3 separate regions of the Homo sapiens genome follow, and all the other regions are linked to region 3. A link is an interaction called in ENCODE POLR2A ChIA-PET data of the cell type or tissue named here. Cell type or tissue: MCF 10A. All regions are shown on one strand. Region 1 overlaps NFIA (nuclear factor I A). Region 2 overlaps NFIA (nuclear factor I A). Region 3 has its middle 4.6 kb from the start of NFIA.

Region 1 (4,000 bases), 240 kb after region 3:
GTTTATACACTGGAGGGTATTTTCCTCCAGGGACCATATGGCTCTCCTTAAGGGTATTCAAAAATGTGTGAGGGCATTTTTGGTGCTCACAAGGAGGGGATGTTGCTGGCATTCAGTGGTGCAGGCCAGGGATGCTGAGCATCCTGAGGGGACAGGGCAGTTCTAAACACTGGAACTGATTCCCCTCCGAATGCTGATAACCCTGATGAGAAACATTGTAGTGGTTCCGAGAAGAACAAGAGCGCTCTTACTTGGAGCCGAGTCTGAGATGTCCTCAACACGTTCTGTGAGTCAAAGGTTATGTTCCCTAAAATCAAGGAAGTGGCCTGGATCATAAAGTGCTTCAATGATCAAAGTCAGTCAAGTGAAATGTGTCGATCATTCTCCTGCCTAAAAGGCCAAATTCTTTCAGCATTGATTTAAAGCTATAAGGAATCAAGACCCTTTCTTTAATGATGCTTTCTGATGATTCTCCATTTGTATTGACGGAAGGAGCTAAAGTGTGGAGGCTCTGCACTAGAGGGTAGTTTATTTTAAAAAGTTATTTCTGCATTTAGTGTTAATATTAATTGCTTATTTTATATGCCTTTTTATACCATCTGAAGTACTTTCACATCTAAAAAAATTTAAATAACTTTTTTTCAAAAAAATACTGAAAAATAAAATCAGATTTCTAAATTAAATAAATTAAATTCAGTTTCCTAGAGCAGGCAGCATGGCATATTTAGTTATCAACAGGAATTTTCAGCAAACGAAAGTCTTTTAAAAAATAAAGTGAAACTGGAAAAAGGAGGCCATTTTTAATTCTTTCTCTATATACTTCTGTACATTATTTATGAAAAAGTAGATAAAACTTGATCTCCTGCAAGTAAGATTGACCTAACGTCCATTTCTAGAGTATTAGTAGTCATCATCCCAAAAATATAAGACCAAAATTTGTATCCTTATGTCTAGAATAATGCTTGGCCTCTATAGATATTCAATATGTATTTAAAGAAGAGATGGTGATTTATATTTGAAAATATTTGAGGAATTATAAACAATTATTTTCATAAACACACAAATATATATACTAATATGATTATATTTAGGAATTAGATTTCTAACATTTAAAATAGCTTAGAGACTAAGTACTGTTATTTCTCACTTTTTGTAGAAAAATCAAAAAATTCTAGAGAATTTATTTTTAATAATTTGTTACTAGCTTTAGAAAATAATTTTTTTACTCAAAAATTCACTTAAATAAAATTACATTATCTACATTTTGATTTTTATAGACAACTTTTATAAGAATACTTGCATTATTTAACATTCCATGTGAAAAGAATGTGGTTATTTCTTAATTTTTTCTGTTAAAAATTCCCTGTATGATTGAAGATCTAAGATATAAAGATTATGTTTGTTATTTATAACAGTTATCATTTTTTGAACACATTCTGTGTTCTAGGTTCTTTGCTAAGCATTTTAAGTGTACTATTTCATTATTCCTAATGACAAACTTATGAAGTAAGTATAATCATTAGTGTCATTTTACAGGTGTGGAAATTGAGGCTTAGGATTTTGGAATTATAATTTCTGTAATACTGCCCCTCCTACTTTATTGTAAATAAATAATATCTTGGAAATATGATTTTTGAAAGATGAATGAACATTTTGCCATATAGATCCCTTTACAAGAGAAAAGACAAGTACATTGCAAATTCACCCCGATTCATATTTAGCCCTGAGTATTTGTTTTTTTCAGATCACAAACAACTAAAAACTATGAAACTTACTATGTTTGATAATTACATATTTTACATTAGATATATAACTTACTTAAGTTCAAAACTAAGTCTGGAGAAGGTGGATAAATAAGTCAAAATTAACTTCATTTTAAGGGAAGTTTTACAAGCAATGGTAATAAGTCGCTGAGGAGAATGGACCCCGGCATGTTGGAATCCGTGGTTGCAAGCTGACACTTTGAGGGAATGTTCTTAGCAAAACACTCACTTCAACGGAAATTAGGTCAGCCTTCTGGAACATTTATCATGTATACCTGTCACCAGCAAGACCCAGTCCTTAAAGTGAATTGAGATCACAAGCAATGGTCCCTCCTGCTCTGAGCTGCAAAGGACACTCTAAACCAATAGTTCTACAAATATGTGAGCTTGGCAGACGCTCCCATGAAACTAAAGCCAACACCCATATAGTTGCTCTGGGAATTGAATTCCTTAATGCTTTGTTTATAGAATTTTGAAACAGCAAATGGATTTGGTCTGTTCTGAAAAAACAATCTGTCCTGTGGCTTGTTTGGAATAACATCTAGAGTTGCTATAGAAGGATGGAGGCAGATGACCCATGTCTGATTTGGAAGACAGTTTCGCCAGTTTCTTCTCCTTGTCCTTTATTGTTCAGCCAGGTTGGTTTTTGCCCGACTCAAGGTATTTGCATAGAGGAAAGGCCACCTTCTACCGAAGCTAATTTGATATAGAAACTAGAGTAGTTAGCAAAATCCAGAGCTAAAAGAGTTAGCAAAATCCAGAGTAATAGAAGGTAAGATAGAGTGTATGGTAAAACCAAAACAACGTAAATGAGTCATAACCCAGTGCCCTTTCAGTAATCATATGGCATCATTCTGGTGGTTTCAGAGCAGTGTCAGCAAGTATGGAGTCCTGTGTAGGAATCTGAGAGTGCATCTGTGTCAGTGTACATGTACTTCAGCCCAGTGAATATAATTCATTGAGGGTTTTATGCATGGAAATTACCACATTCACCAGGTAGCCTGTATCTACTGGACTAAGTTACCTTGCCTTGGAAAGGAAGTAATTACTAATCTTTCTCTTGTGTTTATGTTTGGCAAACTACACCTAAAGACTTCACTAAAAAATTGGTAAAATATATATGAAGCTGGTTGAAAAAAAGATGAAATTATACATATGTTTGTGTAGTAGCAGGAATCTTCCATTACATCTCAAGAATGAAAGGAAAAAACTATTAAGAATAGATGTTTCATTTCTGTGTTCATTCATCACAGATATACTGAGTACCCACCATATGTCATACATTGTACAAATGGTAGAATCAGAAAGATGAGAGAAGTAAGATCCCCACTTTAACTGAGTCCTTATTCAAGCTGTGTGTCTGTGTGTGTCTGTCTGTTTGCGAGTGACAGATCCTTAAACAAAAAATAATGATAACCTATGTGAAATGCCCCAGTAGAGGTTATTTTAAAACTCAAGGAGAGAACTCTATAACTTAAAGATATTTTGTCTACAAAAAGGAGCGAAGGTTTTATTCGAAGAAAGAGGAGCCTGTTTTATATGAAAATCCTGAAGATTTGAAGGGGCTGAAGAAGTAGAATGGATATGGAAGAAATCCACCAATGATTTCTTCCTGGAAGAATTAAACACACACACACACACACACACACACACACACACACACACACACACCAACTTTCATGATCACACTCTATTAAGCCAGGACCAGGAAACAATTTCTAATCAGCACTCTGATCTGGGCAGAGATTGTGCAGTCTTTTATACCAGGCCTCAGATCTGTGTTCTCTATTCACACATGCTCACTTCCAGCTGTTGTCATTGAAATCTCACATAATCTTCCAAGGTCAAAGGGCAGTCACCCATGGCTGCTGCAGTTAAAAGGTTATGCTGATTTCTGTTGTCAAATATTGGCCCTTTTCTCTTCCAACCACTCCCATTCTACTTCTTTTTTTTTTTTAAACAAGAAAAATCCAGCCTAGAATTGCATTACATGACTTTAAAGTCTTAAAAGTGTTCCTCCATTGTGCTAACACGACATGGCCTGAACAGTCTAATTCATTCTGTTACATTTCACAAAGAATTTTCTGGTACTTCTAAAATACTTTGTGCTAGGCCAGCAAACTTCAAAGTATTGTGACCCACATGATTGTGGCCTGCCATAGTATCTGCAGAAGTGAATAATACAGGTTCCACAATTTAATAAACATGGTGAATTTTGGCATCGATAACTAATTACT
Region 2 (4,000 bases), 210 kb after region 3:
ATGCTTGCCCCAGATTTTGAAAATTTCCAGCTCTACCTGCCAATTTGAAAATTACCCTGTGGAGTATTGGTTGAATCTACCTTTCATGTTCACCATCTTCATTTATGTCGTTCACATCCTGAATTGTTAAAAGAGGTATCATTGTTAAATGTTGCTAGGTGAACAAGGAATGTACTTCTTTTCATCCGTAATTGTTGCTATTTCATGCATTATTATTTAACTCATTGAATTTTTAATGTTTACGAAATAAGTTTTAGTGCAACTGACTTCCTGACTTAAGATTTATGTGTAGGGCTGGACACAGTGGCTCACGCCTGTAATCCTAGCACTTTGGGAGGCCAAGGCGGGTGGATCACTTGAGGTCAGGAGTTCAAGACCAGCCTGGCCAACATGGTAAAACCCGGTCTCTACTAAAAATACCAAAAAAAAAAAAAAATTAACCGGGCGTGATGGCAGATGCTTGTAATCCTAGCCACTTGGGAGGCTGAGGCAGGAGAATCGTATGAACCCAGAAGGCAGAGGTTGCAGTGAGCTGAGATCACACCACTGCACTCCATCCTGGGTGACAGAACGAGACTCTGTCTCAAAAAAAAAAAAAAAAAAAAAAAAAAAGATTTATGTGTAGGATTTACTTTGTAATTTGGGGCTGAGAAGAGAAACCTATAAATTTCTTTTTCTCTTTTTTGATGAACATTTTTTTATCTGACATTATTCTCTTTAAAAATTGTGGGCCTTCTTGTTTAATGTTTTAAATTGTTTTTACTACCTCCTCACATGTATAGTAGATATATTACAATATTATATTGCAATATTTATATATAGTGGGAAGGCAAAATAAAATTGATAATTCAAAACTGCAAAAATGGTCACTGCTGGATGGACTGCTTGTTTTAGGAACTGTTTTGATGAATGTGTCATTTAGTTGGGTGATTTAAAAAAATTTGGAGGCAATGCAACCTTACAGTTTATGTTTTACTGGGAAAGAAGGAGCATTCTAGCACCATTGACTTGTAAATGCAGTTTATCAATATTTCATAATTTGCATGACTTTCTTTTACAATTACCTAGCAACAGTTCTTCTCTGCAGTGTTCCTTCAAAAAACCCCGCAGGGACAGACACAGTAGAGTGACCACCAAAATAGCAGCAATAACAGTTATGATCAATATTCTAAAATATGTAAAGGTCCCAACTCAGGGAGACATTAAAACCTAAATGCCTTCTGGTTTCCAGATCTGTATAATTAAATTCTGACTGATGAATTTTCAGCAATGCAATGGAGCTAGTCTCTCTTCTTTAAGAGATTAGGGAACTAGAATTTGGTTTCATCTGAAATTTCATTCTGAAACTAGGTGAATTTTGCTTTCTTAAGAATTGTTAGCAGGTGTGACCCATCATTGTTTGCAAAGGCTCCTCAGAAATGCCTCCAGACAAAGGAAATTCCTGAGTCTTTCTCTGTGAAAGATGAGGTGCCATCCTAGGCTGGGGGCTTCCCCAAGTGCATGACGCAGTGGAGGCTGCAGAGCTTAAGCCACGGGATCCAGTGTACTTAAGGCGCCTTTTCAACTGAAAAATGGGGGGTGTGGGGGGAGATTTGTAGCCATTTTAAAGTAGTCTTATCCTCACACATTATGAGTATTTTATTGTCTTCACACAGAGAATAACTAGCTGAACAGACTTTAGGTTAGTTGGCTAGTAGCCAAAATAGGAAATGTTTTAGATCCTATTCCCCTGATTTTCAGGTTCTAAAATGGACTGACTGGGTGGTCTGTTTCAGACATCTTCCCCTCCCCACTCCCCCCACCTCCAACCCTTCACACACAAAGAGTTACACAGGAAAGAAGAAAAAAAGGGATTTCTTGCTGGTCCTCAAATTCGTTTGTGCCTCTGACTCTTATCCCAGGAGAGACCCAGAAGTGCCTATTGAATGTAACGTTCCAAGTAGGAAAGCATTTTAAAGTGTGTATTTAGAATGTATCTGGAATTGCGTAAATATATACATAGATCTAGATTCTAAAAATATGAAAATATGAAGCAATACAATTTATGCAGTATTTGAATTGGGCTCAAAAAGGAAATCAAATGAGGAGCCGTCATCAAATCACAGTGCGGTAGAAGGTGCACCTGGTGTTTGGCTACAGCTCCATCTGCCATTGCTCTGTTTTCCCTGTGATCTAAGCCTGGAACTAGTATGACAGGACCCTTTGACAGAGATATCCTTAGAAGGACCACTTCTAATGGCCACTTTTCATACCTCCCCATCAATTAAAAACCAGCGTGGTGAAAGATCAGAGGGGCGAGCTGGGGTCAGGAATTGGGTATGAGCTTTCCTTGCCACAAATAATAGGGTCACTTCTGCTTTTAAATTTGAATGTGAATTTGTTGTTTTTAAGCCTGTACATTATTTTTTGGAAGGAATTACCTATTTGTGGATAATATTAGTAAACTGAATGTAATATACATAATGTATTTGGGGATTTGGAGTCACTAATCCAGATTGATTAGTTGCCTGCTAGAAAAATTCATGTGGCCACAAGGATTTTTGGCACCTTTTCTCCCTGCAGCTTCCTCATTCTTTTTCTCTTCTTCAGGTTTTACTCAGCTCCAGGCAACTCTTTTCCCCCTGGCATTAGCTTGTCGTTAAGGAAATCTAGTGGGATATCTCAAATAGGGGTGGAGGGTAGGGGGCACTATTTGCTGCAGATTACTCTGCCCCATCTCAGTTGTGCATTTCTATACTTGGTTGATTTTAACCCAAAGGGAACCAGGGAGTCTCATATGGCTTATCCACAGGCATCATATGGTGAATATCCAAAAAGAGAAATGTAAGGATATTGTGGCAAGGCTCGGCAAAATAGGAATAGCTTTTCAACAATCTTTCCACGAAGGAAAGTCAGTGTTTTCTTAGATCTCTGTAGGTATTTTACAACCAGAGAGCTTCTCAGCAAGTAGCACTTGTAAACTCAGAGATGAACAAGAAGAAGCCAAATCACAGCTTCCGAATAGGTCAAATTAGCAAAAGAGACTTGCCATTAAAAGCCTGACACTGAGCGTCTGTTAAGGGAAAATCAGTTGTCCAAGTCACTTAAAGACTTGTACCTCAATTTTCTCATAAGTAATTTAACAGATCATTCTTAAGAATTGCTGGATAGGCCGGGCAGGATGGCTCACGCCTGTAATCCCAGCACTTTGGGAGGCCAAGGCAGGCGGATCACGAGGTCAGGGGATTGAGACCATCCTGGCTAACACTGTGAAACCCTGTCTCTACTTAAAAAAAAAAAAAATTAGCCGGGTGTGGTTGCAGGCGCCTGTAGTCCCAGCTACTCAGGAGGCTGAGGCAGGAGAATGGCATGAACCTGGGAGGCAGAGCTTGCAGTGAGCAGAGATTGCGCCACTGCACTCCAGCCTGGGTGACCGAGCGAGACTCTGTCTCAAAAAAAAAAAAAAAAATAGAATTGCTGGATATATTTGGACTAGGTATTGGATGTGTTAAGGGAATACAGAGATAGAGCAGACATCCTGCTCTTGAGAACCTGATAGTCTAGTAAAAGGGAAAAGACACCATTTGTTCGTTCATTCATTCAACAGGTATTTATCAAATACACTCTAAGAACCAGGCATGTTCTAGGCATCACACTGAGCAAAACAGAAAATCCTACTCTTAATTTAGCTTACCTTCTTGGGGAAGGAGACAGACAATCAGCTGATTAATACACATGTCACATGCCAAGTGGCATCAAACATTATAAAAGAAAATAAGGCAATATAAGGGATTAAAGAAGGGAGGATGTGGGTACTGTCTTATAAAGGGTGGTAAAGGAAGGCCTTTCTGATGTGTTGACATTTGAGTTAAGTCCTAATGAAGTCAAAGAAGTGAATTATGCAGATATTAGGGACTTTTATTCTAAGAAGAGGGAACATTAAATATAACAGCCCTGAGACATGCTGGAAGAACACTAAGGGGGTTGGTGTGGCTTGAAGGGTACAAACAAGGGAGAGAAT
Region 3 (4,000 bases):
TCGTGCCTCAGCCTCCCAAGTAACTGGGATTACAGGCACGCGCCACCACACCCGGCTAATTTTTGTAATTTTGGTAGAGACGGGGTTTCACCATGTTGGGCAGGATGGTCTCGATCTCCTGACCTTGTGATCCGCCCACCTCGGCCTCCCAAAGTGTTGGGATTACAGGCGTGAGCGACCGTGCCCAGCCAGCAATCACATTTTTAAAAACAACAACGAAAACCGCAGTAGCCTGGTTGTGTGCTTTCCATTTAAAGAGATAACTCCCTCCCTTCAGAGTCTTATTTCCTTGCTCTGCACCAATGGCTATTTTGTTGTTTAAAACAAACACTTAAACTGTTGACATTGAAATATCCAGACTACATGGTCTTAAAGAGTCTGGGTTAATGAAATAAGGTGAGTCAGTGAGATGAAGGACTTAATGTTCCAATAATTATCTTTTAAAACCCCCCTTTTAAATGTCAAAACTCTTACAGCTCTTCTCTTAGGGGAGTAGGAAGGGGAGGGGTCTCCTTTAATTTTGTGGAACCCAGGTTTTGTAAGGATATTGACAAATTAGATGCTTGGCAATTAAATTAGAATTTCACCGTATCTCCTGCCTTAAAAGAACAGCTTTATTCTTGAGGGAGCCCACCTAACAATTTTATGTTCAGTCATCTGCAGAGAATAGAGCCACTGTCTTTTTCTTTCCTAACCTAGGGTAGACGCTTTATTTCACTGCAAGTTCCCTGTGACATTTTGCACTCTCTTGATTTAATGCACCAAAGAGGATCTTTAACTCTTGGTCTACACTAGTGCAAATAAAGGTTAAATCTCTCACTAACCATCATGAACTAGCCTAATAACTCACGAGAGGCCCTGGAAAAAGAAACCGAGAGAGCAGGTGTGCAGACTTGATTAAAAGGTGCAAAACCCGCACAACCGCAGGCAAAGGTACTTTATCCTCACGTTGCCCAGTACCGGCTGCGAGGTGCGCAAGCAGGGGAACTTGTACTGCGCCAACAGAACGATTCCGAGAGCCGGGCCTAGTAACACAGGGGCTTTTCTTCAGAACGGTGTCCAGACCGGAGCTTGCGCCGAATGTAGGGGCTCCTATTGGCCACGCGCCGTAGGGGAGGAGACGACTGGCGGGGAGACAGACTGGAGGAGGGGAGAAGGGGGCAAGGCCTTTTCCCTGCCCCCTCCCTGCCCCCTCCGCCGCAGGCTGCCGCCGGTACCTCGTGCGTGGTTACTATGCAAATTGCAGCGATTGCGGAAATAAACAAGGGAGTTGGGAGAGGAGAGAGGGACTGCCGAATCGATTGCAACTTCTGCAAAGTCTCGTACAATCCAAAGCACGCAAGGCAAAACCAGAGCGAATCTGAGAACCAGCCAGCCCGGGTTGGATCGCTTTCAAAAGAGAGAGTGAGAGCGAGCGAGCGAGCGAGCGAGAGCGAGACAGTGAGAGAGGGAGAGAGCGCGCCTTGCAATTGCAAAAGCCTTCTGATTTGGAGTTAAAAAAAAAATTCTCCAAGAAGCCTGCAATTGGCCAACAGCTTTTTAAAAAATCTCTTCCGGGTTTTCAACGGTTCCAAGTTTATTTAGATATTTTTTAAATGCAAAAAAAAGGGGACAACAAATGAAGCAATTCGTCTGAGCATTTTAAAGTTTCTCACGTACTCTTTTTACATTGCAATGGTACGTGGTACATCTTAAACTTTCTATTTTGCATTTATATGATATGCGTTTTATAAACAATGGTAGAATGATTTTGTTTAATGGCTAAGACTAAAATTTCTCTAGCTCGCATATGCACTTAAGTGATTGCTGGGTAAATGTCTATTGTGATGGTTTTGTTTTAAAGATGTAGCTTTGTTGATGGTGTTTTTGCTATGTGCATCAGAGACCGGGTTTTCTTTTTCTTTTTTTTTTTTTTCGGGATTTGAAAAAATTGCTGAGCTTGACAGATTTTTTTTTCCTCCTAGCGCTTGCTCGGTTCCAGAAAGGGGTGGGGGGAAATCCTGTACGTGCTCTGTTCTGTAAAAGACGTCTGGCCTCAGCAGTCAACCTAACCCGAAAAGAAATGTCTGGACCCGGAGAATAATTGACGATTTGATCCTCTAATCAATGGGACAACTTGGGAGATTGACAAAAGCTTTATCCAATCATAAGGAAGCTTGGGTGTACAATAGTTCTCAATAGCCAGAGGGGGCGGGGCAGAGGAGATCTGAAGTTCTCTGCAGCTCTGAAGGGGATGGTGTGGTTCAAGCTGTCAAAGCTACAAGCGCTTCCGGATTTAGCAAGCACAATAGGAAAGAATTTTCGCGTTTAAGAAAAAAAAAAAAGCTGATCGGGGGAGTTTTGCATGAATCGTGTGCCTTCTTCCTTGTCTTTTGGAAAAAGAAACATTCTGCTAGAGAAATAACTTTGTATTGTTATTAACTTTGCATTAGCTATTATTTTTATGCTCAGGGAAGCTGGTAACTTGTGGAATGTGAAGTTCAACTTTAAGAAACGTGTGGCTTAAATCTTGCCTGAATTGTGGGACTGTAGTGAGCTTTGGGAAGTAATATATTGCGTATTCAGCATTACAAAACTTCTTACTCTGATTATCTTAGAAGCTTTGGCATTTCAAGTACTTTGAAATTAATAGGTAAACCTCTCTTCTTGAACTCTAAACAACAGTTTTAAAGGAGAGAATGTTTCACATGTGGACTAGCAGCTGTCTTACACACTTGAAAGAAATTAGGGGAGTGTTTTTTCTTGGCTATTCTTGAATTCTGCTTTTTAAGTATATGGTCAGTAGGAAATAGGACGTTAAGACTGGCCAAGTTCACGTTTCTCCTTGTTACCACAACAACCCCCGTGGAGAGTGTATGGAAGATCGCTGACTTGCTAACTGTTAGTTGGAGTCTGGCCTCTTGGACAAGTGCTTGATACAAATCCAGTGGAAACCAACTGCAGTAGCTTGTCTTGGAGACAGTAACTGGCAGCCTCTGACTAAAATATCTCCATCTCCTCCTCTCTGAGCAGCGTAGACACCCAATTCTGTTGGGAAGTGAATGGAAAATAATATGGGCTCTTTCCCTTCTTTGGATTAAATTCCCATCGAGCTATTTCCCAAGGCTTTAGGCCTTCCAGTCAAATCTGGCTTGGAAATTTGATGTAAGAATTCACTTGGACACTCACTTCAGCAACATGATTCAATTTAGGATTATATGCACATAAGAAAAATCTGCACAGAAGTGACCAGCAGGTCAAAAACCAGAGAAGAAAAAATGTTGAAAAATGCCAGTTAATAAAGTTAGTTTTGGTAAGAACTACAGAGTTATGGTGTTGTCGCTTATGAATCCCAGTCCTATCTTCACTGCTTTGGGTATTAAAATCTAAATCATATTAATAAGATCTCCCTATTAAGTAACCTCCAAAATGAGAGCTATTTGAGATGTACATATAAGTGAAACCTTATTGACGTAATTTATATATCTAAGAGGATTTCACTAAAGCTGGCAAGGTAACGTTTCTGCAAATAAAACACAGTAAATGCAAGGCTGGGCTCTGTGCCAGGAAGAATATGGATAGCAGAGAGCATGACAGGAGCCTCCTTTGCGCAGAGACAATCCCATTTCAAGGCAGCCTCCTACCACTTGGAAAATAAATGATTGGAGAGGTTATTTCCAATAAGGGGTTTATCCTTCCTAACAATGGGTCATTTATATGATTGCAGTGAACTAGTTTCCATACTTCACCTGCGTTTCCTCCACTGCTCTCTCTACTATCCTTTCTTTCTTCCCTCCTCCTCCATCCCTGCTCTCTCTCAAGTGCCTTAGTATCTTTGTGAACTCTGGACAAGGATTTACTTTTGCAACTTGGGAAGAGGGGAGAGGGTTGGAAATGTTTTTTACCCCCAGTCTGCCCTTTGAGGAACATCTGTTTCTTTGTGCGTGTGTTTAAATTTATGCCTGTTGGAGAGAAAGTTACCAGAAGCCTTTCTGTAACTGTAACTCTTCTACTGTATTTT

Evidence for each region. ChIA-PET counts read pairs that join two places held together with the same protein. Peaks named below come from ENCODE experiments on the same cell type or tissue, not always from the same donor. Only the 100,000 strongest peaks of a DNase experiment are listed, where the experiment ranks them.
Region 1: POLR2A ChIA-PET joins it to region 3 with 10 read pairs; 2 of 35 experiments call an interaction of 5 or more read pairs at or near these places.
Region 2: POLR2A ChIA-PET joins it to region 3 with 21 read pairs; 4 of 35 experiments call an interaction of 5 or more read pairs at or near these places.

The regions. Positions count from the first base shown.
Region 1 is chr1:61,316,403-61,320,402 of GRCh38, forward strand. The region is part of intron 3 of NFIA (nuclear factor I A); the gene reads left to right. Among named protein-coding and RNA genes, the nearest start is that of NFIA-AS1, 65 kb to the left of the region's middle. In MCF 10A, no CTCF peak of the experiment used is centred here; DNase peaks (open chromatin) are centred at 2,099 and 2,609.
Region 2 is chr1:61,282,997-61,286,996 of GRCh38, forward strand. All of the region lies in intron 3 of NFIA (nuclear factor I A), which reads left to right. Among named protein-coding and RNA genes, the nearest start is that of NFIA-AS1, 31 kb to the left of the region's middle. In MCF 10A, no CTCF peak of the experiment used is centred here; no DNase peak of the experiment used is centred here.
Region 3 is chr1:61,075,952-61,079,951 of GRCh38, forward strand. It overlaps a transcript of NFIA not described here. Among named protein-coding and RNA genes, the nearest start is that of NFIA, 4.6 kb to the right of the region's middle. In MCF 10A, no CTCF peak of the experiment used is centred here; DNase peaks (open chromatin) are centred at 1,260, 2,140 and 3,540.